Regions from separate parts of the Mus musculus genome. Here region 1 is linked to region 2. Evidence: chromatin loops called from intact Hi-C (ENCODE). Cell type or tissue: left cerebral cortex. All regions are shown on one strand. Links, peaks and the distances in the headings refer to the core of each region. The heading gives the core; the rest is flanking DNA.

Region 1 (15,346 bases), core at 2,486-10,485, 66 kb before region 2:
CACAACGTCACAAGACCCCCCAGGGTCCTAAGATCCGGCTCCACCTCTTATTCCAGACATATCTGTTCCCACTCTCCACTTGCCTGCTTTCAGATCACATCCTAGGTACATTAAGCAATTTTTTTTTATTAGACCCACCTCCCTGGTGCTCCTTCTGTCTAGAATGCTTTCTCTTTTATTTGGCTGATCCTTGTGCTTCATTAGGCTCCAATTTAAATACCATTCCTCCAGGAAGTCTTCCCTGACTTGCAAAGTTCATCAGGTCCCTGACTGATGCGCCTTCCTTCCTACATTAGTTTTATGTTTCTGATTAGAGATTTGCTTATGGGATAACTGGTTTAATTTCTCTTTCCCATGAAAGATCATAAACCATATGATGAAAAAGACCATGAACATCTTCTGTCTCAACCCTCACCCATAATAGGTTCTCAATACATTTTTAGTGAAGGAATGCTGCAAAAATTTCACATCCAATGTGAAAAGTCAAGGAACCCAAGTTCCCTTCTTAGTCCTAGTTTCATAGCAATTCAGATGCTGGGTAGATAGGGCTGTACCAAGCAAAGAGGCTTTGTTTTGCACTTCAGTGAGTTGGTGAATGCATTGCAATTGGTTGCTTTTTATGTATAGAGAAATTACCTCTGTCCTGATTTGCAATATCTGTGCTATTTTGGGCTGTTTTTCTCTTTTGGGTCTATTTGTATTAGAGCAATAATTTTACCATTTGGCTACACAGAGGCTCAATTAATATTACAGATATGGTCCCATAAAATTCACTGCTTGACATTAGAACGTTTTGTTGATAATTACTCTCCAAGGTTTTTAATTTCAATCCCTCCTTGGTGACTTAGTATAGAAATTCAAGGGCAAAGTTATTTCCCCCAAGAGGAAGGAGAACTAAGCAATGCCAAGTTTCTATCTGTTTGCCCTTCCTTCTGGGGGTATCTCACTTTGTAGTCTCTTTCTGCTCATTTCTTTATCCACAAAACAATAAGCAAATGAAGGCTTTATTGAAACAAAGAAGATATATGTTTCTGAGATAAAATGAGAGCCTTCTTTGACTGATGTATCTATCCAATGGATAGTGATCTTTACTGAGTGCCTACTATGTGTGACATCCTCTTGTCAGGCAGTGAGGGTGAAACAGTTAAGGGCATCATGTTACTGTCTCCAAGTAGCTCAGTGTTTGGTGCGCCAAGAAGCACTCTAGATTGCCAGGCACATTTGGATGTGTCTTGGGGGTGTTCCTCACGGTGGGACCGGATAATTACAGCCCACACCGAAATGCCCTATCCACCCCTCAGGGATGAAGTCAGAAGAGCCTTGGCTCTTCCTCACTTGAAGATACCGGCTAACTGCAAAGAAGCTGAATTTTAATAATATTTTGAATGGGTTGATTAAATAGGAACAGATGGTTAAAGTTTGTCATTTTAGGAAAAATAATGAAATATTGCACTGCTTATTCTGCTTCTCTTTCACACTCTTCTCCATTCCCTCCCCACCGCATAGATCTTCATTGCAAAAAAAACTCAAGGCAAAATGCTAATGATGCTTTTTTTAGTCACTGTAGGTCTCCTTACCCAAAAGGACCCCGATTTGGGTGGCTATCTCTGTGTGGCTGGGTTAGCCCTTTGTTCCTGGGCTGCCTCAGAGTAAGCTTCTTACAAGGTGTCGGTTTTGGTGGGAAAATGGCTACCTTAGGTGTTTTTTTTTTTTTTTTTTCTCCATTAGGAAAACTAGCTCTGCACGTAGTTTAGCAACCAGAGGAGGCTCGCACCCTGAGGGTAGCAGCAAAGCAGAGGTTAATTGAGTCTCTCTAGTCCTTTGCTTCAGGGCTTTGTGTAGGTAAAAGCTCTGACTACAGGTTCCTCCTGGTCAAGGGAAGGCAGGGTGATGCTGCTTCTGTTGCCTGCCTTCTATTTGGGTTTGCCTCTATGCCAAACACATTTCTCTGAAGTTTTCTTACCATTCTGTTGAGACAGTGCAGCATAAGAGATCAACTGCCGGGAGGGAGAAATGAGTGCTGCTTTTCACTGCTACCAGCAGCTCTTGGGAGAATGAGCATCGTGTGCCACATACCCACAGCTTGCCGACTTCAGTAGGGAGAGCCTCCAGAATGCTCCTGGATAAACATCATCTTTGTGGCCACACATTGTTTTATGAGCTGAGTCATCAGGCTGGCTGGCTCCTTAAATGCTGCTGTCTGAATCTTCAGGCAGAAGGAAATGACAAGGCGTGGAGTCCAAGCTGACAGAACTTTATAGAGGGTCAGTCTCATCTGCCAAAGGTGATGACGGATTTGCCATTAAGGAGTTTGCTCATGATGAAAGGATTATTGATCGACGGAGGGAATATGATGCTTTTCTGCATTTCTTATACATTATTTAGGAAATGTTTCATTATAGCTACTTTTAATAGCCACGAGTATTAAGGGGTTTCCTGCTGAAAATCTGATTCCTTCCTCAGTCATCAAGTTGCAATTTATCACTTAATGAGGTAAAGCCAAAAGGAAGGGTGGCAGGATGGGCCAAAACTGTTTGCAGACTTTCTTGCTTCTTAAACTGTTCTACCATGTTTATCTTTTATAAAGCTGTTCAGTAAGATGTCTCTCAATTAAAATTGATCTTCTTATAATGGGTAAATTTCTTCTGTTTAATGTGAGCTTTGTGATTGCTGGTTCTCTTTTTCAGCCTAATTTTATTATGGTTTCAGTAGATGTTTAGGGAGGGTGCTCACTGAAGAGTGTATGTGAAATTTTCATTAGGTGTCAGGTGCAATATTAGCCTCTGTGCGTGGGGTAAACTAAATGAAATCCTTGCCACTGAAGAATAAAATGCATTGCTGTCAATGTGCCAAGCAGACACACTCCATCTTTTAGAGTAAGGTGGAGGAGTAAGTGGTGGAGGGAAGAGAGGCCCTGATGGTAGAGAAAAACTTTCTTTCACGGAGGGGCAGCTGGGGAGTCTTCTTGGAGAAAGTGGTCCTGAGACAATCCTTGGAGGGTGAGAATGACCCACAAGTTCCAAGTGAGAAAGGTTTTGTGGGTTGTGGATATTGCTCACAAAAGCCCATCAGATCAAGACACGGGGGATGCCAATATTTGGAATTCAGATAGCCCTGGAGGGTTCTAGGAGAGCTTGTTAGGTGATAAGCTTAGAAATTAGATCTTGAGGGGCCGAGAATCAAATAAATTACATTGACATCAAAGGACCTGGGGTGCACAGTTCTCTTTTTGAAGTCAGATGGAGATAAGTGGAAGAGGAGTCGGTGAGGCTACTGACAAGCGGGTCTTCCTGGGGTGGTAGGAACCTGTGGAGCAGGGCAGGCTGGAAATGGGAGACAGAGGCTTCCAAAGCAAGAGCAAGAGCCCGGCTGGGTACTACTGGCAGGGATACAACAAACTGGGTAACAAGAAGGAGGAAGTCAGTGAGGATTCTGAGTTTTCAGATGCAAGCGTTGTGTGTTGGGGGTTGTCAAGTGGACTAAGAGCCCGAGGAAGGGAGGGCTTGGATCACATGCTATGGGGACATCACATGCTATGGGGACATCACATGCTATGGGGACATCACAGGTTCACAGTTCTGCTGAGGTCTGACTCTCCACAACATGCTGTGTCCTTTCGTGTTATTCCAAGAAAACGACCTAAATTTAGTGCAAACAGCTAAATCAAACGAGTCCAGACCATAACCAAATGTCTCCTTCATCCTCCTTGGCCCCCTTTCTTCTCTTGTCACTTGTTGGAATTAGTGTTCTCTGACCTCAGAGCTGAGATGGGCGGCAGTACAGTGGATTGTCTCTGTTGGGAAATGGGCACAAACGTTGGGAAAACCAGACCTTAGGCTCTGTAACCGCCATCATGTATACCAGCCAAGGGATGGAAGTAGTGGATGAAATGAGTTTCATGGGTGTTCAGAAGACCTGTGTTGCTTGGCTGTGCTGGCTGGTCAGAGCTCTCTGGAGAGAGCTTCATGGGAACATGGCTCCATTCTGTGGAACGCCCTTCATGACTACCATCGGACTGAGGTCCATGTCCCTGGAAGAACTAGCTAAATAAACCAGGGCATCTCTGTTGTCTTGCTTTTGGTTCCTGATCCCCCTTCTACTCTCATAGTGTATCTGATTATTGAGAAATTAAATTGTTCACAGAACAGACACTTTCTGGGGAGGACTGGCAGCCTTCATAGGTAGATGAAAGAGTCCATAGACCATGAGGTGGTGGCTATAGTCCAGGTGAGGATGAGGACGGTCAGGATACTTTGGAGAAGGAATTCACAAAGTCTGGCAATTATTAAGATATTTATTTTTAAATAATAAAAAAAGATGCCTATATGTAGCCCAGGCTGGCCTCCCCAGGCTGGATTCTTTTGCCTCACCTTTCACAGTGGTATAATTACAAGTGAGTGTCACTTGCATCAGAATAGTCTTATTTTAGCCCTGCTTTTCAATTAATGGCCATGAACTCACTGTTGAGTTGGGTGGAGTCTGAGAGGCCAGAAGGATGACTTTAGCCTAAAGCTTGACTGTGTGGGTCTATACGCTGACAGTCCTATGGGAGAAAGATTAGAGTTCTTGGATACAAATGGATACCTGAAATCTCAGCCAAAAGAAGAGGCTGGAGAAAATGGTGTTGGCTACTGCTCTCCCAGGAGACCTCTCTCTCTCTCTCTCTCTCTCTCTCTCTCTCTCTCTCTCTCTCCACACACACACACACACTTTAGAATAAAGCACAATAAAAATGTCACCATGTTGACTGCTGTACTAGTTTAGGCTTCCTGGATCCTGGACTAGAGATGCTGAGATGGGCTTTGAAGAATAAGACATCCAAGAGCGATAGCGAGGTATACAGTGCTGGTGACAAGAGATGTTTGGATATATGCTGGGTCTAAATATAGAGTCCAGAAGTTCCCAGTCTTTGCTCAGTAGTTGACAGTAGCGGGTCATAAGGTAATGTTGGTAGCTATCAGAGCGAATGAATTCTTAGGAGATGGAGGAATAAAGTTCTAGGAGGGAGTCAGACCTCAGGATGGCTGGAGGTGAAGACCTATGTCCCGCAGAGGCGGTGGCATAGGTCTGGGGTACACAACTAGATATAATTGGGAAAGGAAAGACTTCTTGAACATGAAGGCCGCTAAGCTTGTTCAGGCCACACACACACACCACAGCAGCCAAGTCAACAAAAGAACTCAGGAGGTGTTAGAAGCCTTGGCCTATATGCGGCATCCTAGGAGCCCAAGAACCCCCTGCACATCACTCAGTTCCTTTGAAGCGATGATCCCATTCTGCCAGCTTCTCCCTCCCGTTACTCCCTGAGCCCCGGGATGGCAGAAGAGGACCTTTCAGAGGATGTGGCTGTGATAGCAATGTGACAACGACATGAGTTTAATAACGATGTCCCCATTTTTACTGGTTCTCCTCTCTCTGACAAGAGGTGGAGCGGCCATCTCAGTACGCCTGGCATGAGACACCGTGGCCTTCCTCACGCAGGACCACGACCCCGTTCTGCGGTAGCTGCAGCCAAAGGCTCTGTTGGGGGGGGGGCGGAGGGAGTTGGCCTCCCGGGCCGGGCTATCCAATCCCTTCTCGCAGATTTCCCTCCGCTGGCCCGCAGCGGCGTCTCGTGGATTCGCGCGCGGGCTCGGGCGGGCGGCGCGAGCCCGGGTATTGCGAGCCCCCGCGCGCCAGGGAGCGGCGCATGCGCGGGCGTCCCGCGAGCCCGCTGAGGCGATCCGAGCCGCGGCGGCGCCGGGAAGCCAGCGACGGAGCTGTGAGGGACCGAACGGCGGCGCGGGGACGGTGGAGACGGACAGGTGGTGAGCCCTCGCCCGCGTCGCCAGGGGCTCCTCGGCCGCCCGTGGAGTCTCGCGGTCGGTCAGGACGTGGCATCCGGCGGTGGCGGTGGCATCCCGGACGGCCTGTGAGGGATGCGCCGCCTACTGCCCCGCGCCGCCTGACCGCCCCCGCCTTGCCTCGCGGTGCGCCACAGCCGGGCCCGCGGCCGCCCCTGCGGCCGTCCCCTGCGAGCTGTCACCCAGCCGCCGCGCCCGCGGGGCTGCGCCCGGCCCGGCCATGTGGACCCCCACGGAGGAGGAGAAATACGGCGTAGGTAGGTGAGGCTGGGGCCTGGCAGCGGCGGGGGCTCGGGGGCACGTGCCCAAGTCCCGGGCCCCGCCTCGATTGCTGCTGCCCCGGCTCCTCCGCCCCTGCCCGCACACTGTGCGGCCTCGGCGCGGGGCGGGTGCGGTACCAGCGCGGGGATGGGCCCGGGGCTCTGGGTGCGGGAGGGCGGCAGGGGGCGCTGGCGGTGCGGCCTCAGCAGGTGCGGCGGGCGGGCGGGCGGGCGGGCGAGCGGGAGGGGCCGCAAGGCCGGGGCAGTTGCGGGAGGTTTGTGATGTGAGGCGCTGGACAGTTTACCCAGGAAGATGCATCTTCAGCAGTCAAAACCTTGATTTTAGTGAATTTCTGCACCAAGGTTGATGAGCCCGATGGTTGTTTATTTTCCGATTGGAAGCTTACAAAAAAGGATGCAAAACGTTGACCTCATTCGCTCAGTCTAAAATGATGCAGATCTTTATTTTGCTTTAAGGGTTAGAAATAGTTCCTCTACTACTGTGGGAATTGTTTTGGACATACATCATTGTTAAAGTTTAGTGCATTTTGCTGACATTTTTTAAAAAAACAAATCTGTTTTCAAATGAGAACGATACTCCTTAGTTTCTTCTTAAACTGTTAGGTGAAACTCCCGAAGGTTAACGATTTCTTTTAATATTCCATTTCTTTAAAAAAAAATTCAGTTTTTAAGGGACTGAGTGTTTTATCTTTACAATGTTAGTATTTCGTGGCCAGCCACTTTACATCATTGTAAATAACCTATTGGATTTGGTTACAAATATTTAAAATGTGGAGTGTGCAGGGTTTTTTGTTCTTAGCTTGTAATGGAAAATTTTAGAAAATGTATAGGAAGTATATTGCTTAAAGGCAAATTATTATTTCAATCAATGCAACAGTTCTAACAGCATTTCCTTAATAATTCATTATAAAGAAACTTTGTAAACCGCAGTGGTTTTGTAAAGTGCAATCGTTTTGTAATACCATCAGGCAAGGTATGTAAAAATACTGTTTATAGTAGAGGGGCCCTCTATCTTCTTCTGAAAACTAACATTCTAAAGTTTATAATTAGCTATGCTACAGAGGACCTGGTAAAAGACCCCAAGTTCTAGAGTCTTTTGAAAAGGAATTAGGAAATGGTGCACAGGCCAGGATTCACCCCTAGGGACTCTTTTACCTTTTCTATTTAAAGCATTCCTTGAATACTAAGTTGCTACTGTGAAATGAGGAGTTGATGGTTCTTCTGCTATCAGAACTACTTAATTAGAATAACAAACAATCAGTGTGAAAGTGGTCAGCTGTCCAGTGGTACTTGATAAATTTTTCCCTTCTGGGGAGGAACTCTCAAGTAATGCTGATAGTGGGATTCAGAGTGCTGGCTTCTTTTTTACTGGTGCTTTGGGAAAATTATGTAAATAATTTTCTTAATGTGTAAATGAGGGCTCGTGTTAACATATCTTACAGGGTTGTGAAAACCAAACAAGTACACACTAAGTAGTTTGTAAATGTTAATCTCCCCATTAATACTTAGACAGTGATGACACTATATAATGGTGTGTTAGTTCTGAGTCTGGTAATTCAAAGCAATCAGATGGAATGAGATTAGCTTTAGAAAAAATTGTCATTCCCTGCAGAGGAGCATAGGATTGCATACACCTTAGATCTTAAATGGCCTGTTGTTACTCTGACGATAGTTTCTTTGTAGCTGTGGTCTGGTATAATTTTGATGCTTTCTTTCTTTCTTTCTTTCTTTCTTTCTTTCTTTCTTTCTTTCTTTCTTTCTTTCTTTCTTTCTTTCTCCTCTTCTTCTTCTTCTTCTTCTTCTTCTTCTTCTTCTTCTTCTTCTTCTTCTTCTTCTTCTTCTTCTTCTTCTATAAAAAAGCAACTACTGGATATTTCTCTAACAGTTTTTTCCAACTGTCATTTCCTATTATGGTCTAAAAGTTTTTGTTTAAATTGCTTAAAACTCCGGACTTCCTCCCCTCCATAAACTTAGGGGCCGCACTCCTAGGTGTTTTCTAAAAATCTAATTCAATCTGTAAGATATGTTCAATATTGTACTTAATAATGATAAAAAGGCAATACAATTAATTTTTAAATTAGTTTTCCATTTGTTTGATTTCAAGCTAAGGACTAGCTTGAAAGTTTAACTATTACCACTGTTTCTATAAGAAAATGTTTTGAGTTCAGCTTTCTAAAAGTAAACATTCATGTATTTGTTGGTGTGGAGAATGGGTGTACCCATACTATGACATGCAGGTGGAGGTCATAAAACACCTTGAGGAGTTTGGGGTTTTTCCCCTTTACTGTGTGTGTTTTGGGGATTGAACTCAGGTCATCAGACTTGCTGGCAGGTGACTTAGCCCACTGAGCCATCTCACTGAATTTAACAGAGATTTAGTTTCTAAAGGTCTGTGGGTAGAGCCTGGTGTGGTTCATATCACCTTGAATTCAGGAGATCCAAGGATCAGGATTTTGAGGAGGCATCAGAAGGAGGGAAGAAAGAAAGAAAGGATGAAAGAAGGAAGGAAAGGGAAAAAAGATCTGTAGTATAGAGGAGTCTGAGGTGGGAAAGATCCACTGTCTACAATATTTGAGTCAATTCACTGGTTCCTAGAATAGCCTGAAGATAGTGGCTTCATTGGTTATTTTATGGCCCTTCAATCACAAGAGGGAAGCCCAGTTTTTGAAACCTCTGGGAGAGAACCAATACCTCTTTTTGAGGCAAATCCAGAACTTTAATTTGTTCTTAAACACAAGGATATAATCTATAATTTATAATCATTGGTTTAATATTTGCAGAGAATGTTAACATTAAAATTTTTACTTTATTTTATTTATATGTCTGTTTTTTGTGTCTGCCAAGTTTGTTCCAGTGTTCACAGAGGGCAGAAGAAGGTGTCAGAACCTCTAGAGCTGGAACTCAGGCATTTGTGAGCTGCTAGACATGGATGGGTGTGGGAATCTGAACTCCAGGTCCTTTGGAAAATAGCACATCTCTTAACTTCTGAGCCAGAAGTTTCAGGTCCAGATGTAGCATCTTTAGACACATCCTAAAGCACAATGGTCTGAAAAGAAGCCATTGAGGTTGGAAATGCCTCATATTCACACTCCGTGTCTACAGTGGTGTTGAACATTAACTTTCAATAGCTTCTGAATCTTCTGAAATTTGTATCTTTATTGTTGATAGTAAGAATGTTTAAAATTATTCCTACTGTGTAAACAGCAGTTGGTCTGCTATATTAGGGATTTATTTCCAGTGTTACGATTTTACCGTAGTGAACAAGCCTATTTATGATTGTGCTCTCAAGTCTCTTGTATACCTCCCTCCAGACAAATTATGTGTTGAGAAGCAATATTTTGTAAAGTTTTTGCACATAGTCTCTGAAGACATTTTTTAATTTTTAAAACATACATAAATACGTCACCACTTATTTTAGCAGTGGCCCAGGTACTTGTTATATTACACATTAGGATATTTTAGTGAGGATAATGACTTTGTTGGGAAATGAGTCTTTCAGAAACTTCCCGTTTTCCTGTTTGTCTACAGTGCTATAAAATCTCAACCTACTTCCACATACTATCCTCCTCTTCTCTCAGTACTCATTTATGTGTTTTTGCTAGTGAGTGAGAAACAACATTTGTGGTAAAATTACAGCATGATAAACATAGATGTAGTACTGCATCTTTACCAGTTGTGTATTTGACCTTCTCTACTCAAGTGGAGCCCATATTATTACTGCACAGCTGTAATAATAACAAGGGTATTCTCCCCCCACCCCCAAGACAGGGTTTCTCTGTATAGCCTTGGCAGTCCTGGAACTTGCTCTATAGACCAGGCTGGTCTTAAGCCTACAGAGAGAGATCTGCCTGGCTCTGTCTTCCAAGTGCTGGGATTGAAGGTGTGCACCACCAGTGCCCAGTTAGAATATTGTTATTGCTAACTAGAATTGATGACTTCATGTACATTCCTATACATCTTTGTTTTTCCCTCAATATAAATTGCTTGGATTATACCTTTCACCAGGTCAATTTAAAATTAAGAAAATATGTGTATGGGTATTCCAACTTCATATTTCTGTGTATTATGTGCATGCCTGCTGTCCAGGGAGGCCATAAGAGGATATCAGATCCCTTGGGACTGGAATTAGAGATGAATGTGAGCTGCCATGTGAGGGCAGCTAGTGCTCTTAAACCATTGAGCTATCTCCAGCTCCACTAGTGCAATTTTTGGCCTTTAACAGATCATAGAGAAAATACAGCTTAAGGTTCTATAGTTTGATCTCTAGAAAGGAGCCACATGTGGAAGGAGAGAACCAACCCCTGCAAGTTGTCCTCTGACTTTCTCACACATGTTATAGCACACATGTGCTCAGACACACTTGTGCACAGAATAAATAAGAATGTAATAAAAAATTTAAAACATATTGGTGGTAACTTACTGTTTTTTGTAACTCATAGTTAAACCAAACAACCACATACAACAACAACAACAACAAACAACAGTGTTTCCTTGTAGGTTTGAGAGAGAGAGTTTAGTGACTAAGAGTACTGGTTGCTCTTCTGGAGGACCCAGGTTTAATTTCCAGCACTCACATGGTGGCTAACAACAATCTGTAACTTACGTTCCAGGGATACTGACTTCCTCAGGCAGTTTATATGTGCATCATACTAACACACAGGCAGGCAAAAATACCCATACACATGAAATAAAAACTAAATCTGAAAAACTATAACCTTTGTTTTATTCTATATATCTATATATCTATCATTTGGTTTTTGAGAAAGGGTTTCTCTGTGGCCTTGGCTGGCCTCAAACTCACAGATCTGCTTGTCTCTACTGAGTGCTGAGATTAAAGGCATGCACCACCTACTTATTTTATAAACTGTTTGTTTGTTTGTTTTTTGAGATAGGGTTTCTCTGTATAGCCCTTGCTGTCCTGGAACTCACTCTGTAGACCAGACTGACCTCAAACTCAGAAATCCTCCCACCTCTGCCTCCCAAGTGCTGGGATTAAAGGCGTGTGCCACCACTGCCTGGCTTTTATAAACTCTTAAAAGTAGGGATTGTGCCACAGTTACCTCAATGTTCTTGAAAGGTAGAGCTCACTGTCAGGATATGGAATGGTTCATGCCTGTACTTGAGAATTAAATTGAACACTTTGTTGGTGTGGCATTATATTTGATTTTTGGTGACTTTTGAGACACTGTTCCATATTGTTCATATTGAACTTATAACCAATTTAACTCTAGGACTCACTTCATTTGAACTAAAATCAAAATAAATTCTGAGTTTATACATAATCTTAAGCAAAGATGTTAAATGTTCTTTTAAAATACTTATTTCATCTCATTTAAGTTACTGTATTTGGCTTATCAGTTCGACCTCTCAAATACTTTTGAAGCTTAAGTTTGTGATTTTACATATCTTTCCTTGATCATTTATCTATATAAGTAATAAGATTTTGTTATGCAAGTGGCTTGTCTTTTTTCAGATAGCTAATAAAAGTATTAAAAAGACAATGTTTAATTTTCAATAAATACTAGAGGGAGGTATTTAGTATATAAAATTGTATTTTTGCTGTGTTATATTTTGAATGCAAATTACCTAGATGAATATTTCATGACAGTACCATCTTTGTGAACCTGATTGTGCTTGAGATTAGGGCAGGTTCCAGATCGTGGTCTGTGGAAGAATGTCGTTACAGTGCGTGTCAAAGAAATGTTAGTATTGAAAAGAGGTTAGGCCCATTTTCATCTTCATACATAGGAGGAATTGTAATCTAAAATTTTATTGTCTTTTGTTTCTGATATTCTTTTCAAATCCCAAATTGCTATAGTTTGGACTTGGAATACTCCTGTTTCCAAGGCCTATGTGTTAAAAGATGGCCCCTAGCTTGGGCTATTGGGAAATGGTAAATGCAAGACTTTGTAAAAGTCCTCTGGCTATTGGGGCTGTATCCTTGAAAAGAATAGTGGGAATTTAGCTGCTGCTTCCTTTGTTTCTTGTTTCCTATTTTGGGTGAATTTGCTGTGCTGTGTGCTCCTGCTTCTTGAGAGTACTGGTTTCATCGGCCCAAACATGGGCTGAAAGTTTCAAGATTGTGATTAAAATAAAATCTTTTCTGTTTAGAATACATACATACATACATACATATGTATACTTTTTATTCTTTGTGAATTTCACATCATGCATCCCAATCCCACTCATCTCTCCATTTCTTCATATTCTCCTTCTGCCCTTGTAACATGCCTCCTAAAAGAAAACAAAAACAAGAACAAAATCTCACCATGGAAGCTCTGATATGTCATGATGTATCATATAGTACCCTCCTTTGCCCAAACGACTTGACTTGCAAATGCTCATTGCAGTAAATCAATGTGGCTTCTGCTACACTGTCAATACTGGATCCTCACCAGCACTCTTTTTGGATATCCTGCTGTTGTCCTGCATCATGGAGATCCTGCAGCTTTGGTTCTGCAGGATTAGCCCCTTCATGAGCTCCAGCAGTTCATGGATGGGGGAGATGTTAGGGTGGACCAACTCAAAGTCCTTGAGGTGGGGAAAGGGGTGGAGTAGCTGAGTTGGTCAGCCTACAGGCTCTCCTGTGCCTGTGCCATCAGAGTTAGCTTTCCAGCACTGCTCTGGTGAGGGACAGGGCCAGCTCACTCTAGTGCCCCAGCTGCCAAGGGGTGGGGCTAGCTCTCCCACCTGCCTCTTGCCATCTGCACTATACTGGCCTTTGGTGGTAACATGGGCCATGGACATCAACCCAGATGGGCCAGGACATCACCGTGACATCAGTGTTAAGTGCAGTGCAGGCAGTGTAGGGTACTCACATCAGGCTGTTCTTTACCACTCCTGTGTCTCCAATTCCCTCTCTTCATAGTGCATAGACTGTTATAGGATGAGGGCCTCTGTGTGTCTTCTGCCCTGCCTATGCCTAGAAGCTAATATATCTCTGATATTTGTTGATTATAATATTCCTATGTTCTTGATATACCCCTATTCAGAAAGACCTTAATTTTTCACCTTTTTGGTTTGTTCAGGTTATAATATGACTAAGATTCTATGGCTACCATTTCCTGCTTGGGGAATGCCAGCTGAACAAGCTCAGATGTCATCTCTTTGCCTTTTTACAAGCTCTTCCTGATGTAAATAAGTGCTGCTTCTGATATGTCCTTACTCATTTATAATATGCTTAGTTGCATTTCTTTGCCACAGGTGACTTAGAAGCTTTTGGACAGGGACTTTCTTTATATTTTATATTATTTATTTACATACTTACTTATTTATTCAATATTGGGGCTGTTTTTTGAAGGCAGTCTGTGAGTCTAATATGGCTTTTAGGTATGTGACATTGTGAATATGTGTTTGTGCTTGACCGTTTTGTTTCTTGAGCCCGTTAGGGATTTCCTGCTTATGGCTGAGTTCAAATGACTAATTTTGGGTAGGAGCCTAAGGATTCTAGTAGCAATTCATCTTACCTTGAATTGCAATTATTGCAGCAGTGATTAGGAAATCATAAATCAGGTAACTATATATAATTTGACTTTCCTCATTACTTTTTTGTCCAGCATTTTTAGGGAATTCTATGTTTTGGATGAGTGGCTTTTCTACCTTTAAAAGCACAACAAAGATATTTTTGTCTATTTTGGTTGAAGTTTCTCCAAAATTTAATGTATTTTAGTTTACTCTTAAATACGACTTTAGCATGTTGAATTCATTTGATGTTTATTTTTCTGTATTCATTTTTTTTATGTAAGAGATATATTCATTATAGAAATATTAAATATGGAAAAACAGACAAAAAGAAATTAAACATGTTTTTTTTAACACAGATATAACTCTAGCTGACATAATGACGTATCTTTCTAGTCTTTTTAAAAAAAAGTATGTATAAATATTTATTTAAAATAACTTTAGGACCATACTGTTTTACACACCCACAATTAATTTGAAGTCAAAGCACTACTTGTGGAGCTAGTCTTTTCTTCTACCACGATCTCTTGCTTAATCAGTCTTTCCTTTGGAGAAAGGGTTTGCTGAACTTGAAGTTTATCAGGTCAGGCAGGCTGGCTGGCTAGTGATATATGAGTTCTGTCTATTTATGTCCCTGTCTCCCAAAGCTGTGATTGCACATGCTCCACACTCAGCAGCTTACATGCATCTGAGCATCCAAACTCAGGGCCTTGTGCTTGAGTGGCAGGCACTTTACCAACTGAGTCATCTTTCTAGCCTTCCGTTTTCTTCTTGACTTTTTTTTTTTTTAAATGAGCCATTCTTCATTTAATAGTGTGTCATTTAATCTCTGTGAGATCGTGAATGTTTTATTTCTCTTGTCATTGATTCTAGTTTTATTCTATTATGGTCAGATAGAATATAAGAAGTTCTTTTTTTTGTATTTGTTAAGACTTGCTTTGTATTCTATTATATGGTCTATTTTAGAGAAATTTCTATGTGACGATAGAAAGCTTATGAGATGTCTGGTAGGTCTATTTGACCTATGATATCACTTAACTCAGATTTTTTTTAATCAGGCAGACCTGTCTGTTTATTAAAATGATGTATTAACATCACTTATTATTATTATGTTAAGATTAATCTGTGACTTATATCTAGTAGTAGTAGTTTTATGAAATTGGGTTCACCAATATTCACTGCATATATGTTTGAAATTGACCTCTTGATAGATTGTTGTCTGAATTAGTATAAAGTGATCTTTTAGAAAAATACCTTTCTAGTTTTTTTCTAATTTTAATTTGAAATATTTTGTCAGATACTAGAATTGCTATACCTGCTTACTTTTGTAACTGCTATTTGTTTAGATATTATTTTTTCCATTTACCCCCAGGCTGTTTGACTTTGCCAGTGAGGTATATTTCTTGCAGACAACACTTAGATGGGTCTCTGTTTGTTTGTTTATAAATTTTGTTTCACCATGTGGACCAGGTAGGTCTTGAACTGGAGATCCACTTCCCTATCCATCCCAAGTGCTTGGATTAAACGGGTGTGTTAATGGAACCTGTTTTTTAAAAATCTATTCTGTTTGTGCCTTTTGGTTGCAGAGTTAGGAACATTAACATTTAGGGTTTTTATTGAAAGGTATGCATTCATTCCTGTGATCTTGTTTTAGGACTATTTACTACTTTCCTTATCTTCATTGCCTTATTTATGACTCTAGCACATCCCTTCTGCTCCCCATAGTATCATGAATGTGTTTACCTTTCTCTTTTGTGTATA
Region 2 (15,346 bases), core at 3,439-11,438:
TATTCAGGCAACAATCAGTAGCAGAAAAGGAGCTAACTGTCTGATTTAGACATAGAAATGAAAGAAATGTTTATGTGGGTCCATGTTCTGCCCACCTCCTGGCTGGTTCTAGGCTTAATGGAAGGGTAGAGACACTACTCCAGGGTGGAAAAGCACAGTCGGAGATGTGGAAAGAAGCTGGAGCTGGTTCTGGGGTTCAAGGCCAGTCTGAGGAGGTTCTTTGACTCTTGGTCATCCAGGTGCCACTGGGAGTCGAGGAAGAACAGAGGTGAGGGGCCGGGGCGGAGGGGGCCCCTTGTGCTGGGGACAGCGTCTAGCCCCGGGGCTGGGCTGGGGAAAGAGCAGCTCTGGCTTGTCTCAGTGATGATTGTCTTTAGCCTGGTGGAGGAGGCTGGAGGTGTAGAGAGGTCTTCTACGGGAGAGTTAGCTGTGGCTTTGTAGGTGAAGACCTGCCATTCTCCAAGGTGGTAGTAGATATAAAAGACAGTCCATGTTTATCCATATTGTTTATGTCTGTTCATTGTGTAAAATGGATGTATACTTTTTTCAGGGAAGAATGTCTGGGAAGAGAAGCTTGTTGACTAAATTCTCAGGTCCTCTAGGTACCTCATTAGCATGGAGAACTCTGTTTCGGGCCTACATGACCACAGGTGACATATCCTTATGTAAGGAGTGTGGCAGTGTTTCAGACTAGGAATCTGGCAGGGGGTGGGAAGTTGCCTAAGTCTCAGGTGTGTGCCCATCAAGTCTCTGGATCTTAACCTGCTCTGCAATACCAAGCTTCCTGGCATGGTTTTATCATCCCACAGTTATAACTACTAATGTTATAAGAAGATGATACAAGAGAACAATGGGTAGATACTGTTTTCATTAGGTTCCACTGCACTTGGTGGGTAAATATTCCCTGCTACTTACTGGTGGCATATGGATAAAGTTTATAGCTTTTCAATAAAAAGAAAAGGTACTTATAGCTCTAAAACTTTGGTTTTATTAATATAGGAAATTATTTCATGTTCAGAAATCATGGAATTTGAAGTGAAAGTATTTCAAGTACATTTGTATAATATATCTCTAAACATTTAAACTTATGTCTTTGAAAAAAATCTGTTCTAGCAAATTAAGTTTAACGTGTAAAAGCAATTAAATTTAATCATAGTTTTCATATTTCTCTATATATTCTACACAATACTAGAAGCATTACTGCATATGTGTTCTAGTTCAGAAAATTAAAATATAAGAAAATATGAAGTGATTTGTAGCAGCTTAAGGATGAGGATTCTTCTGTCTGCCCTTCGTATTAAACTGTTTGAAATTCATTGAATGCCTAATTTTGTAAAGGCCACTGATAGTTTTAAATACCAATCTCTTCACATCTATTTTATTATGCCATTCTATAAAAATATAAAAGCAAATGTGACTGTTTCATACCATCCTGTGTGAAGTTCATAACTTTCTGATCCTTAGTTTTCAAAATCTTAACAAAACGAGGTAAAATTGCCATCTACTAAGGTGTCACGCATGTAACAAAAGTGTGTAGGTTGCTCAGGGAATACTGAATGATTCGGAATTGTAGGATAGAGGCAGACAGACTGATCTCAGGATCTTGTTGAGCTAGACTTAATCCTATGGATTTGTAGGTAATGTCTACCCTACCACCCTTAGATTTAACAGTTCAAGGTGGCTGTGGAAGTCTGTGTATTACAGGGGAGACTAGACTGAATGAAATATGTGCAGTCCCATAGCAACTCTGCAACTTCTTTGACTTTCTTTGTCTGTCCTTGGTTGTCATGTTATAAAATCTGGTTTTATAGCAAGATGGCCAGTTCAAATGCCAAACCTGAGATGATCTTACTGTAGTTACTCATTGCTACTAGTTTTTATGTTTGCCTCAGTGTGACCATCAGCAAAATTGAGTATGGAGACAAAATAAGACTTTAAGAGATCTTAGATCTCGAGATCCATGTATAAAGTCTGTTTGGTTGATTGGAACTTGTTCTTTTCCTGGATATGTTACTTTAATTAAGTATATCTGTCAGTTTTAAGTTTATAAATAGAGGTAGTTTGAAACCATGGTTCACTGGTCAAAAGGAAATTTCACTCACTCATGTGAATTTAAGTTAGTAATAGGACATGGCTTATCATAAAAAGAAGCTTCAGTTTGAAGTTTTATGTAGGCTTGTGTTTCTTGAAGCTTGAAGATAGCTGCTGTGGGGCAGAGGAAGGATTTGATTTGTCTTGTTGTCTTGTATATATATTTGAAAGAAAATGTATTAGAGTTTCAAAATGGTGATTTCTCATGTCATGAGACTTGATGAATGGTCCTGATAGGTATGCTTTGTGTTCAGAAGTCTTAATTAGTCACTGTTGTTTTGTCTTGTATTTATATTGGATATGCCCTTGACTGCATGGAGATGATAATGAAGTGGGTCTTGTGAAAACAAGTTCTGAATATATCTTCGCAATGGATGAATAAGGGCAATGGGCATAACTTTACTAATTCTCAAATTTTCTTTCTGTAAGATAATTAAAATAGATACTTATACTGATTCTGGGCATGTGCATGAGGCTGATTATAGAGCAGTTTAGGAATGACCATTCTATGGTAGCATTATTCAAATTTGTTTAGGGTTCTCTAAAATAACTAATTTCAAAACAATAATGACTCATATGGAAAAAATTCCCAGATGAATGCATATTTAGTTATTGCTATTTATCAACTTTATAATTATAGATCATAAATGAAGATTTAAAATAGCATTAAACTGTGTGCATAAATATATAAGCTTATTCTTTTTAAGCTTTTCAGTGAAAATAATGGAAAGATAATTTTGAAAATCAGCCTTTTGAATACTTTTGGGGGTTGAATTCTGCTAAAAGTTTCTTAGATTTATGATTGATTGACTCTTTCTTGTCTGTTATTAGTTATATAATTGAAAAAGACACCAAGAATTTGAAGGCTATGCATATTTTTATTGATATACCAAGTAAGAAAATATTTTTAAAAAGGTTGTAGGTTGTTTTTGGCTTTCAAATTCACTGTTGGTTTCTTACATGGTTTTTAGAATGTGCACTCATTCTAGTCTGTCCTTTACAAGGAAACAGTTATAATTCTTTTTATTATTACTCGTGTGTTCAGGCATGTGTGCCATGTGCCTGTATGGAGGTCAGGAATCACTGCTGTGGAATTGGTTTCTTCTTTCCAGCTTTACATGGTGCTGAGGATTAAACTACGGTCACCAGGCTTGTGCAACAAATATTTTTACCTGCTAAACCGTCTTAACAGACTGAATGATTTTTTTTTCAAAAAATTTAATTAAGATTATTTTAAATTATGGGATAGAGAAGAGATTGTACTTTTTTTTTTGATGTATCTTTTGCTAGTCTTTGATCTCTCTCTACTCGGATATTAGGTTAAGGACCAGTAAGTTTGGGTTGGATTGTTTTACTTTTGTCAGTGAAAATATATGTTTGAGATACAAGCTTGGAGTGTCTTGTCAAAGAGGGAGGGTACTACCTTGAGCTCCTGTTAGTACCTTTGACCTTACTCCCTTGGTTTGCACCTGTTTTGGCTGCTAACTGTTGACTGTCACATGGCCTGGTCTTTATAGAGGCTCCATTCTTTGAGTTAACACTGCTCACATTGTTCTGCAGCTTCTCAGCCAGCAGCTTTTGTAGAGGTACTTTTTGCCTCTATGGGACAGTATGGCTTCACTTGCATTGGGTGCCTAGCAAGGTCATCTTACAATCTCCACAAAAATGTATATTTGCCAAAGCACTGTTCATCAGTGTTGAAATTATAGGTGGTAAAACTTCCAGCGCAGAATGTGGAACAAGGCTAAGTCATTACCACTTTTCATGCATGTGTTTACATGTTATGCCTTTCACATAAATTAATTTCATATTTACACCAAGATTAAGGACTTATTTTTAGGGCCAGAGAGATGGTTCAGAGGTTAAGAGAACTGGCTGCTCTTCCAGAGGTCCTGAGTTCAATTCTTAACACCCACATGATGGCTCATAACTGTCTATAATGTAATCTGATACCCTCTTCTGGTCTGCAGACATACATGCAAGCAGAACACTGTATACATAATAAATAAATCTTAAAAAATAAGAACATTTTAATACATTTTTGTTACTTGTATTTGTCTTATTTATTTGCTTGTTTAATATAACAGAATTAAATTGAAAAAAGTCAACCCTATTTATTTTTCAAGTTGATTTGAAGTGATTTAATTTATATGACGTGTTTGGTGTGACTACTGAAGATGTCATGCGCAGTTGTGAGGATAGATGTAAATCTCACAACCTCACCTACTCTCACCTAATTAACTAAGCATTGAGCAGTTATTAATGGTATTTGTCACAGTTGCAAACCATTGTGCTTCCATCTTCTCTAGCACTTGGTTATTGTTCTCAGTTTTTTCTCTTTTTGTACATTGATGACATTTATACAATTTATAATATTTTTATGGTTATTATCTTTGAAAGTCAGTCCAGGTCTTCTAAAACCTGTGGCTTGTTCCTTTCTCTTAAGCTTAACATGGTTATTTTATTTGTTTATTTTTTCTTTTGGTTTTTCGAGACAAGGTTTCTCTGTGTAGCCCTGGCTGTTCTGGAACTCACTTTGTAGACCAGGCTGGACTCGAACTCAGAAATCCGCCTGCCTCTGCCTCCCGAGTGCTGGGATCAAAGGCGTGCGCCACCATGCCCAGCTTGTTTTTAATTTTTCAAGACAGGGTTTTTCTGTGTAAACCTTGGCTGTCCTGGATCTCACTCTACAGAATAGGCTGGGTAAGAGATTAACATGGTTATTTTTATTTAAAACAGCTCCCCTAATATTTTCCTTTTTCTTTGTGAAACCAACTGCTTAAGCAGAATGTGCTGCAAATAACATTGTGGTGGTTAATCTTACCACTTAGGAGATCTCTAGGCATGGCTTTGAAGACATGTTATAGAGATGAATTTAGCTGAGGAGGGAAATTCACCAAGGCACCTTTCACAGGCTGGGGTTTGGGAATAAAAAGGGAAAGAGGAGGCAGCTAGCTGAGTGCTGCATGCCTCTTTGTTTTCGCCTTGCTTTAGAGGTAGTGTGTGACCAGATGCTCTGTGCCTGCTACAGCAGACTTTCTCTTCAAATCATGAGTTAAAATAAATCTTCCCTTAAATTTCTTTGTCAGGTATTCTGTCATAGTACAATAAAAGCAACCTTACACTCTTAAATTTTAAAAACTCTGGTATAAAAGAGACACTACTATTTATAGGTGAGAAATTGAGTTTGATGTCATACCTTAATTTTTAATTACATTTGATTATATATGACATTTAAATTATTTATTATTGTATGTCTGTGTGTGTGCCCTCATACATATGTGCAGTATTTGTTTATGGGAACATGTGCCACAGCATGTTTAGAGAGGTTAGAGGACAACTTTGTGAAGTCAGTTTTCTCCATCCACTTTTGTATAATGTTCAAAATCAGATTTCTATGCTTGCAGACAAGCATTTCTACCCACTGAACCATCCTGTAGGTGGTGGCAGCAGTGGCTACTTTGGTTGCAGCTGCTGCCACCACCGTTGTCTCCTCCTCCTCTTCCTTCTTCCTTTAAAACTTTTTATTGGTTCTTTGTGAATTTCACATCATGCACCCCAAACCCACTCATCTCTACCTCTCCTCATACCTGCCTTTCACTCTTGTAACCTCCTGTTTAGCAGAGAAAACGAACAAACAAAACTTGGTTTGGAAGCTGTAGTGTGTCATAGTGTGTCATATAGTGTTACCTTTTGTCTACACTTCTTTGCTTGCAAATGTTCGTTGCAATGAATTGGTGGTCTGGCATAAGGAATGCCTCTGGCTTCTGCTACTCTATTGATAATGGAACCTCAGTGGGACTCCTCTTGTTTATCCATTGTTGCCCTGTGTCTTGGGAGATCCTGTAGCTTTAGATTTGTAGGACTGACCTCTTCATATACACTAGCAGTTCATAGATGGGGCAGATGTTGGGGTTGGTCAATTCAAAACCCTGGATCTGAGAGGTTTCTGAACTAGTTAGCCTGTAGTCTCTCCCTCTCTCATGCCCTTGGGGATGGCTCATCACAGTCCCTGCTACCAGGGCCAGCTCTACTCTGTTGCCCAGGTGAGGTGCAGGGCCTGTTCTCCCTAGTGTTGCCATTGTTGAGGGACGTGACCAGTTCTTCCACTCTCATGACCCCAGGGCCAGCTCTCCTGACTGCTATAGGTGGTGAGGGGTGAGGGAGAGGAGGAATGTGTCTCTCCTTTTTTCATACCACCCAGCTGGCTCTCCTGCAACCTCTACCCCTACGTCCACCTCTACTGTACTGCCCCGGCAAGCCTGCTCTCCTGACTGCTGCAGCAGGTGAGGTGCAGGACCATCTTTCCCACTCTAATGATCAAGGGAATCAGCATTCCTGTTTGCCGAAGGTGGCAAGGGGTGTGTGTGTGTGTGTGTGTGTGTGTGTGTGTGTGTGTGTGTGTATCATCTCTCCCTCTTTAACCCATGGCTGATAGGTAGGACAGTTCTCCCACACTCAAGCCCTTGAGGCAAAGCTCTCCCCACCCCCCATGCCACCAGGGTCAGCTCTGCTGTCAACCCAGGCGAGGTGTGCAGGGCCCACCATCCTGAGTGCTACAGCTGGTGAGTGGCAGAGACAGATCTCCTGCTCTCACAACTTCAGGGCCAGGCCTCCTGCTTGCCTCAGGTGTTGAGGGTGGAGGAAGGAGAAGGATATCTCTTGTCTATGCCACCACACAGTGAATGAGTGGGAGGGCCGGGTCCCCCGTGCTCATGTCTTTGAGGGCCTGGCTAGGCTTCCAATCAACTACCGCTCTGTGGAGTACTACAGTTGGCTAGGGGTAGAGTCAGCTCTCATGCCTCCAGGGCCAGCTCTCCCATGATGCCCAGCTGAGGGGTGGGCCAGTTCTATATAGCCCTTAAATAGCAACAAGCCCACCCCTAACTGGGGCAGCACAGGCCAAAACCTCACCATGATCCCAGGTGGCATCACTGGCTACTCTTCTTAGGCTGTTCCTCATTACTCTTAGTCTCTAGTTCTGCCTTTCTTTACTGTGCTTACATCCTTCTGTTTCAGTTTCTCTTCCATTCTCCACCACTTAATTGCTCCTTTAAGAGGTTTCTGGGGTCTCTGAGTGTCTGGGGTTATCTCAGGAGTGCTATGCCCCACTCATGCATTATGATGCTGGGCAGGGGTCATCTCAGGCATGGTTTGCTCCCCCAGGACTGCCGGTTGTCTCAGGCCAGCTCCCTGTTCAAGTCCAATAGCACTTGTCTGGTGGTCATCTTGGGCTTGCTCTTCACCTGGTCTGCTCAAGTGGTTCCATGGGAGAGTCATCTGTCTCAGGCTCACTCCTGCCCTGGACCCTCAGTCCCAGGAGGGGGTTCTTTTAGTCTCAGGCTTGCTCTTGGTCCTAGGAGTCTTCCAGGGCTTGGGCAGTGTGGGATTGGTGATTGCCTCAGGCTAGCTCCCTGTCTGAGTCCCCGTTGGACTGGTGATTATCTTAGGCTTGCTTTTTTCAGAGAGTGTGAGGCTACTAATCATTCAGATGTTCCTAGGTCAGAACACTGAGCTTAGAGTAACCTCTCTCCTCTCTGCCACCTACTGACTCACACGGAACACAGCAGCCACAGCTGCAAGCTTCTAGAGGCAGCTGAATGGATTTTTTTTTAATTGTTTTATTTATTTACATTCCAAATGTTGCCTCCTTTCCTGGTCCCCCCTCCAAGAGTTCTTCACTCGATCCCCCCCCCTTTAAATTTACTTTGTGTAGCTCTTTGCTAGGGTCTTTTCAGCATAAAATGTTTTATGTATTTCTTGTGTCAGTGAAGGAGTTGTAATTGTAAGACATTTTTGTAAACCTGGTTAAGAGGACACTCACTTTGCCTTTTCAGGAAAAATTCACCCCTCAATAATAAACAGTGTAGATTAAGAACATTTCTTTTTCCTTTTAGCCTAGTCTGAGCTTGGGATACCAAACAAAAGAGACATTTCAGTTTATTTTAGTCTCTCCTATCTCCTAATTTACTTTTTGTATCTTGGTTTTGGCTGAGTTTCTTTTTAAGTCTTGATCAAAAAGACAACAACAGATGGGTAGCTTTAGATAGTATTTTGTGTGAAGATTAGTTACAAGTAAAATTTAGTTGAAACATTAGAATTGTGAGAGATTTCAGTGGTGACAAGGGGTCTATGGGACTGCAGGTGGCTTAGTCAATAAAGCACTTGCCGTACAAGCACAAAGACCTGCGTTGGGATCTCCAGCCCCTATACATACAAACTTGAGGTCAGGATTACATGCCTCTAATCCTATCATTGGTGAGGCAGAGACAGGTAGAACAATGTAGCTCACTGACCAGCCTCTTTAGATGAGTTGATGAGCCCTAGGTTCAGTGAGAGACCCTGTCTCAAAAAATAAAATGGAGAGTGTTTGAGGAAGACATCCAGTGTCCACGTGCACATGCATGGCATATGTGCACACACAGACCATACGCACAAATAAGGGGTCATGGTTAAAGTCACTCATGAATAGTGTAGGCTTTAATCAATAATTGTGGACACGTTTTATAGGGAAGGAATCTTTCCTGTTTAATCTTGGGAGAGTCATTTGCTTTCCATGGAAGTAAATGGAAGCTCTTCATAGTCACCCCCTGTTTTCAGGTCTAGTGATTGTCATTTTGTTGTAAGGATAAACCTCTTTGACAGTGTATTTATCAACATCTTGTTGGTGAGGATAGAAGTATAGCTGCTAATTCATGTATAGATTTGAACCCATTTTTTTATTTTATGTCTTAACTTTTCCAAAAAGGGACTTTATATAGATCTTTGAAAGTGTGTGTTTTTGGTCTCTTAGAAATTACACTATTTATATTAAGCAATTCTGACTTAACCTATTTCACAAGCCTAGTCTTTCCTGGAGAAATTTATAGCAGTAAAAGGCAAACATAGAATCTTAGTGTTTCCTATTCCTGTCAACTGCCTCTTCTTCCATTTTTTTTTTAGTCACTGTGTATGAGAGACAGTGTAAAGACATTATACATATATTAGTTTAGACTGACCGACAGACTTGTCTTACGGATTTTATTATCTCATATCTTGCAGATTCATTCAGGTTTTTCAGCTACTATATATTTTCATGCCTAATGCAGTTTAGCCACTCTTTAGCTACTGGTCTCAGCTAGAAAAGAATAAAACCCAGTCTGAATTTTCATCAAGAAGAATAAGGAATTATGAAAAAGATAAAAGAACATTTAGTGACTCAATATGGGGAAAGAGAAGTAAAGTTATGACTTGTATATAGTTTTTCTAAAAGGAGGGGATAAAAACCTACACCACCACCATCACAACAACAACAACAACAACAACAACAACAACAACAAAACCAGTAATCAACAAACACTGATCATGATAATTCTGAACATTAGTGGCCTCAATTCCCCAGTAAAAAGACACAGACTAATAGAATGGATTCAAAACCTAGGAACTATCCTTCTTCTATATCCAAGAAACATACCTTAATAAATATAGATAGCACCTCAGGGTAATAGGATGGATAAAGATATTCCAAGCAAATAGACCCAAGGAGCTAGCTGGTGTAGCCATTTTAATATCTGACAAAATAGACTTCAGATCAAAACTACTCAAAAGAGATAGAGACTCATTAAAGGAAAAAAAACCTACCAAAAGGACATTGCAGTTCTTTTTTTTTTTTTTTCACATTGCAGTTCTTAACATCTATGCACCAAACACAAGGGCACCCATGTTTATAAAAGAAACAAAACACTACACAGTTAAATCACATATTGACCCCCACACAGTGATAGTAGGTTGTAACTTTAATTTTTTCAAAGGCTTCTTTTAATAATGGTTCTTTAATGCTTTAACTTCTCTTGTAGCCCACCACCCACCAGAGGTAGTGGGAAAAAAAGGATGGGTGGTGATGGTGGGGGAGTGAACCAGTTTAGAAAGGTTCTTTGGAGCAATTCCTATCTGTGTTGTCTGGAAATCAGCAGTTCAGTTCACAGGTTAGCAGTGGCAGCTTGATCCACTCACAAACACCTCATGGATACACTAGCAGTCCATTTAGGTAGAGTTGGTTTAACAAACACAATCAGCAGCAGTGCTAGCAGCTAGCTACCTAGCAGTGAGAGACACCCAGGCTCAGCCTCAGCACGAGTCAGCAGGAGGGACCAGGGCCAACAGGAACGCCAGGAGAAGTTCTCAGCTGTGCTTCTCTCAACTAAGTGAAGATCAGTGAAGACTTGAGACCAACAAGCATAGCACAGCTAGCTCTATAAGCAAGCCAAGCTCAGCCTCTGTCATTTCCTCAAGTCCTAATTATACCTTCCAAATATCACGCGTCCTCCATGTGTCTTGCCTCAGCATGTGCATCAGGCTTAGCTGACATCACTCTGCCAGTCAGCCCCAGTCCACAGAAGCGACAAGAAACTGTAGCATACCACCAGAAGTTTTTTGGTGTTGTTTCTTTCTATGGAGCTCAACTATGCAATGTAAGGCAGACTAATACGTGTGTGTCAGTAGACAAGAATCCTTCATCATGTGTACTTTAACGTTCTTGCTTTAGCATAACGTCCTTTCACCTGTGTCTACTTCAGGACAAAACTCCTTCACGTCTTTGCCCAGCAAAACATCATCCAACACAACCAAAGAACCCTTAAGTTTCTACTTCAGTGGGTGACTTCAAAACCCCATTCTTACCATAGAGACATGCTATTTAGACAAAACTTAGAGAAATGCTGGCACTAACTGATGTTTATAAACCAAATGAACCTAACAGATATTTATGGAAAATTTCACCCAAACACACAAGAATATGCCTTCTTTTCAGCAGCTCATGGAACTTTCTCCAAAATTGACCACATACTTGATCACCAGCAAGTCTCAATAGATAAAGAAAATTGAAGGGCTAGAGAGATGGCTCAGCGGTTAAGAGCACTGACTGCTCTTCTGAAGGTCCTGAGTTCAAATCCCAGCAACCAACCACATAGTGGCTCACAACCACCTGTAGTGAGATCTGGCACCCTCTTCTAGTGTGTCTGAAGACAGCTGCAGGGTACTTAGATATAATAATAAAGCTTTTAAAAATTAATTTAAAAAAACTAAGAAAATTGAAATAATACCCCATATCCTATCTGACCACCATGAGCTAAAGCTGGATATCAGCAGCAGCAGTCACACAGAAAGGTTACACATGGAAACTGAACAACTCATTACTGAATGACAAATGTGTCAGGACAGAATTTAAGAGAGAAATTACTTTCTAGAGTTGAATGAAAATTAATATACACTATTCCCAAACTTATGGGACACAATGAAAACTCATCTAAGAGGAAAGTTCATAGCAATAGGTGTCTATATAAAAAGTTGGAGGGATCTCATGCTAGTAACTTAACAGCACACTCAAAAGCTCTAGGACAAAAAGAAGGAGTCACACCCCAAAGAATAGATGGCAAGAAATAATCAGACTCAGGGCTAAAATCAATAAAATAGAAACACATACATGCATAGTACAACAATAATATGAAGAATCAATGAAACAAAAGAGTTCAGTAAGATTGTCAGATCCTTAGCCAAATTAGCTAAAAGGTGGAAAGAGAAGATGTGCCCTGTCATCATTGCCACAGCACATTTTGCAAGCAGGACAGATTGCAGGTCCAAGGTTTTGGGGTCTCTGCCTGAGTTGGGGCTTGGGACACAGTGACAAGAAGAGGGTTGGGTTGGGTTAGAGTGGGGGGGCATTGAGAAAGTGTCTATGATTGGGCTGCCTACCTGACTTATGGTGGCTGTTAGTGTAGCCTCTGGTGGAGAGTGGGAGGCTGTGTGTCTCTGCCCCATTTGGGGGCTGGACTCTGTCTTGTCTCTGTCTCTCATTCATTCATTCATATATATATATATATATATATATATATATATATATATATATATATATTTGCAAGTTGTTCTAACACCATTTGCTGAAAACATCTTTTTCCTATTGTGTTGCCACTGTTACTTTGTCAAGGGTCAGTTGAAGTGTGTGTGTGTATGTTTATGGATGCCATCTTTTGTTCTATAGACTGGTTGCCTGTTTTTTCCCCAATACCCAACAGCTTAGAATACTGTAGCTTTGATGCATTTTCATGGCTTCATTCATTCATTCTTTCTTTCTCAAGGGTTTTAGAGACCCTCATTCTGCTATGTGTTGTCTCTTAATATATTCATGGTAAATATAGTAAGGGTATCATTTAAAAATGATGAATGGTTGGGCGTGGTGTCACACGCCTTTAATCCCAGCACTTGGGAGGCAGAGGCAGGCAGATTTCTGAGTTCGAGGCCAGCCTGGTCTACAGAGTGAGTTCCAGGACAGCCAGGGCTACACAGAGAAACCCTGTCTCGAAAAACCAAAAGAAAAGAAAAAAAAAGATGAATGAAGAAATTGAGACTCAGTTTGTGAAATTAGTTATTGTAATTTATTGTCATCGCTGCTGTTACTAAAAGAAGCAGATTTTCTATTCTTTTGTAGTGTGTTGTTTTCATGTGAGAAAATTAGATTTTTTTCCTCCTTTCATAGCATTGTTATGAGATTTGAAGATTAGAATGTGGAAAATTCCCTAAATCCCAATATGTAACATTAGTAACAAAAGTTCTTAGTTAAAATTAGCTGTTACGTACACTCTCCATTTTTATTTTCCTTTTTGTAAGTGCTTTTCTTGGTTTATACTCTTACATGCTGTTTCCTCTCAAACTACTGCAAAACTCAGAAAGCAATAGATTAGAATTGAAAAGGTTGCCAATAAGATTTCCCTTGCCTGAAAATTATACTTCTCTGTGTAATTGAAACTTTTATTATTATTGCTGTATATGAATGCTCTTTAATAGTAGGGATACGAATGTTAGCAACTAAACGGAAACAATAACAACAAACGAACAAGGAAATAGTATAGTATGCTGCATTGGAGAGTGAGTCAGGAAACAGTCTTGGCTATATTTCCTATCTACCATATAAAAAAATGAATAAAAATAAAAAAACCTCTTCTTTAGGAGTAAGCTGTTAGCAAAGTTATGGATCCTAATGAAGCCAAAATATATTATGGAAAATTTCACAATCTCCTGCTTTTAAAAATTACAGTTATGTCTCTTACAGAATGACCATAATGTTATTTTAATATCATTTTTTAGGTTGGTACAGAGGAGTTTCAACAAAGAAGCCTAATGTAAAGGTAATGGAAACTTCATCATTGTGTTCCTTAATGGATAAGATTTGTATCATGTGTTATTAACAGTCAGTAGCAGCTGTTTCCAGTTTATCTTTAATCCTTTATAGTAGCTACAGTCACATTTATGGCAGACTTGTTTAAGTCTTATAATGCTCAGGCAATATTAAAAATGATTTTTCAGAGGCCACAGAAAATGCTAATGTGATTTTAGCTGTATGCTTGTCTTGAAGAAGCCTATGTATACCTTTAAGTAATTTTCTTCAAGACTTGACAAAAACTAAAATGACTTATTTATAGTTTTAGTGTTGTGGAACCACATGTCTAGTTAGATGAATTTATTGCTAAGATGCAAAGTGGGAAAAATAATGCTCAACTAGGCATTTCTTTATTGATAATTAATAATTTTGTTAAGATGTGAACTTAAATAAGACTGCATAGAATATTGATATTATATACTGGATTTTATGTTTTGAGTCCATTATAATAATAACTTATAAAATGTTATATATTTCTATTAGCAATTATAACTAGAATCATTTTTACTAAACCATTTTTAAAAGAATTATTTATTTATTTATTTATTTATTTATTTATTTTATTTTATGTGTATGAGTGCATAATAGCTGTCTTCAGACACACCTGAAAAGGGCATCAGATCTCATTATAGATGGTTGTGAGCCACCATGTAGTTGCTGGGAATTGAATTCAGGACCTCTGAAAGAGCAGTCAGTGCTCTTAACTGCTGAGCCATCTCTCCAGTCCCTTTACTAACCCATTTTATAACATTCTTTTAGCTTAGTTTTATTTTCTGGTGTTGGGGACTTAAATGGCAGGGTATTGTACATGCTGGACAAGTATGATACCCCTGAGCTATACCCCATCCCTACTTACTCCTTCATAATTCATATTGTTCATATTTCTTATCTTTTGGTAGCCTAATATTAAAAGTATTATTCTTTTTCTTATATTGAAAAATATAAGCATTATATAATTATTTCATTAAAAACTTAATAAAGTTTTAGGCATTAGTTTACCAGTGGAATCATTCATTTTTACTACTTTTTAAGGTAGTAAACAAAACAGTACCTTCAAATTTTAATTCAGCACTGCTAGGCCTTTTCATTGTTGGCATAACATTTTGGGCTGTGCATTGGATATGAGAAACTATGTGTGTGATACAATGTTTAGTATCACATATGGCCTCTATCCACTAGAAATTTTATCACCACCACCCCCATGTGTCTAGCCCTCTGCCATGTTGAAAGGTTGAAAAGGGATACAAGATATTAGCAATGTCTGTAATAGAGAACTACCTCTCAAAGGTAATTCATTCTCTCTCTCTCTCTCTCTCTCTCTCTCTCTTCCTTTCTTTCTCCTCCTGTTCTTCCTCCTGTTCCTCCTCCCCCTCTTCCTCCTCCTCTTCCTCCTCCTCTTCCTCCTCCTCTTCTTCTTCCTCCTCCTCTTCTTTTTTTGTTTTTCCAGACAGGGTTTCTCTGTGTAGCCCTGGCTGTCCTGGAACTCACTCTGTAGACCAGGCTGGCCTCAAACTCAGAAATCCACCTGCCTCTGCCTCCCAAGTGCTGGGATAAAAGGCATGCGCCACCACTGCCCGACTCTCTGTGTATTTCTAAACTTGCAATACTACAGGTTTTACTTTTCTCTCAAGAATGCTTATATGAGAATAGTTTCTACATTTATTTTGAGAATTTTGATTAAATTGTGCCAAAGTTAGAAATTGGATAAATGTGAATCTTAAATATCAGTGGAAAGCAATAATATGTGATATTACATGTTTTTATTTGTGCTTATTATTTGTGAACTTTGAAACCCCTTTTCCTGGCTTCCAGTACTAGTACTTAGTGATTACTTTGCAGCTGAATAATACCTTTAAAATGTTAAGTACACTTTCCCCAACTGTGTGCATTTGTATAGAATCCAGAGGATCACCAACCTTGGGTTTGTTTCTTAGCTACTGTCCACCCTTTATTTTGTTTGTTTTGTTTTGTTTTATTTTATTTTATTTATTTATTTATTTATTTATTTATTTATTTATTTATTCATTCATTCATTCATTCATTCTTTTGAGACACTGTCTCTCA

The links. A loop is a pair of places that touch in the nucleus more often than their neighbours do. Peaks named below come from ENCODE experiments on the same cell type or tissue, not always from the same donor. Only the 100,000 strongest peaks of a DNase experiment are listed, where the experiment ranks them.
Region 1: a loop joins it to region 2, with 2.3 times the contacts of the local background. A loop is called at or near these places in 2 of 42 quality-filtered maps.

Annotation. Positions count from the first base shown.
Region 1 is chr9:107,222,226-107,237,571 of GRCm38, reverse strand. Dock3 (dedicator of cyto-kinesis 3) reads left to right here and starts at 5,663. Exons shown (of 53, transcript NM_153413.2): 1 at 5,663-6,100. The coding sequence starts at 6,064. In left cerebral cortex, for the core only: CTCF peaks have their summits at 6,269 (motif pointing right) and 7,251; DNase peaks (open chromatin) are centred at 5,669 and 6,258; H3K4me3 peaks cover 2,808 bases; H3K27ac peaks cover 1,906 bases.
Region 2 is chr9:107,157,319-107,172,664 of GRCm38, reverse strand. It overlaps Dock3 (dedicator of cyto-kinesis 3), which reads left to right. Exons shown (of 53, transcript NM_153413.2): 3 at 13,210-13,250. Gm23595 (a small nucleolar RNA gene) reads right to left here and starts at 7,688; the gene lies at 7,559-7,688. In left cerebral cortex, for the core only: a CTCF peak has its summit at 7,645 (motif pointing left); DNase peaks (open chromatin) are centred at 5,040, 7,597 and 10,340.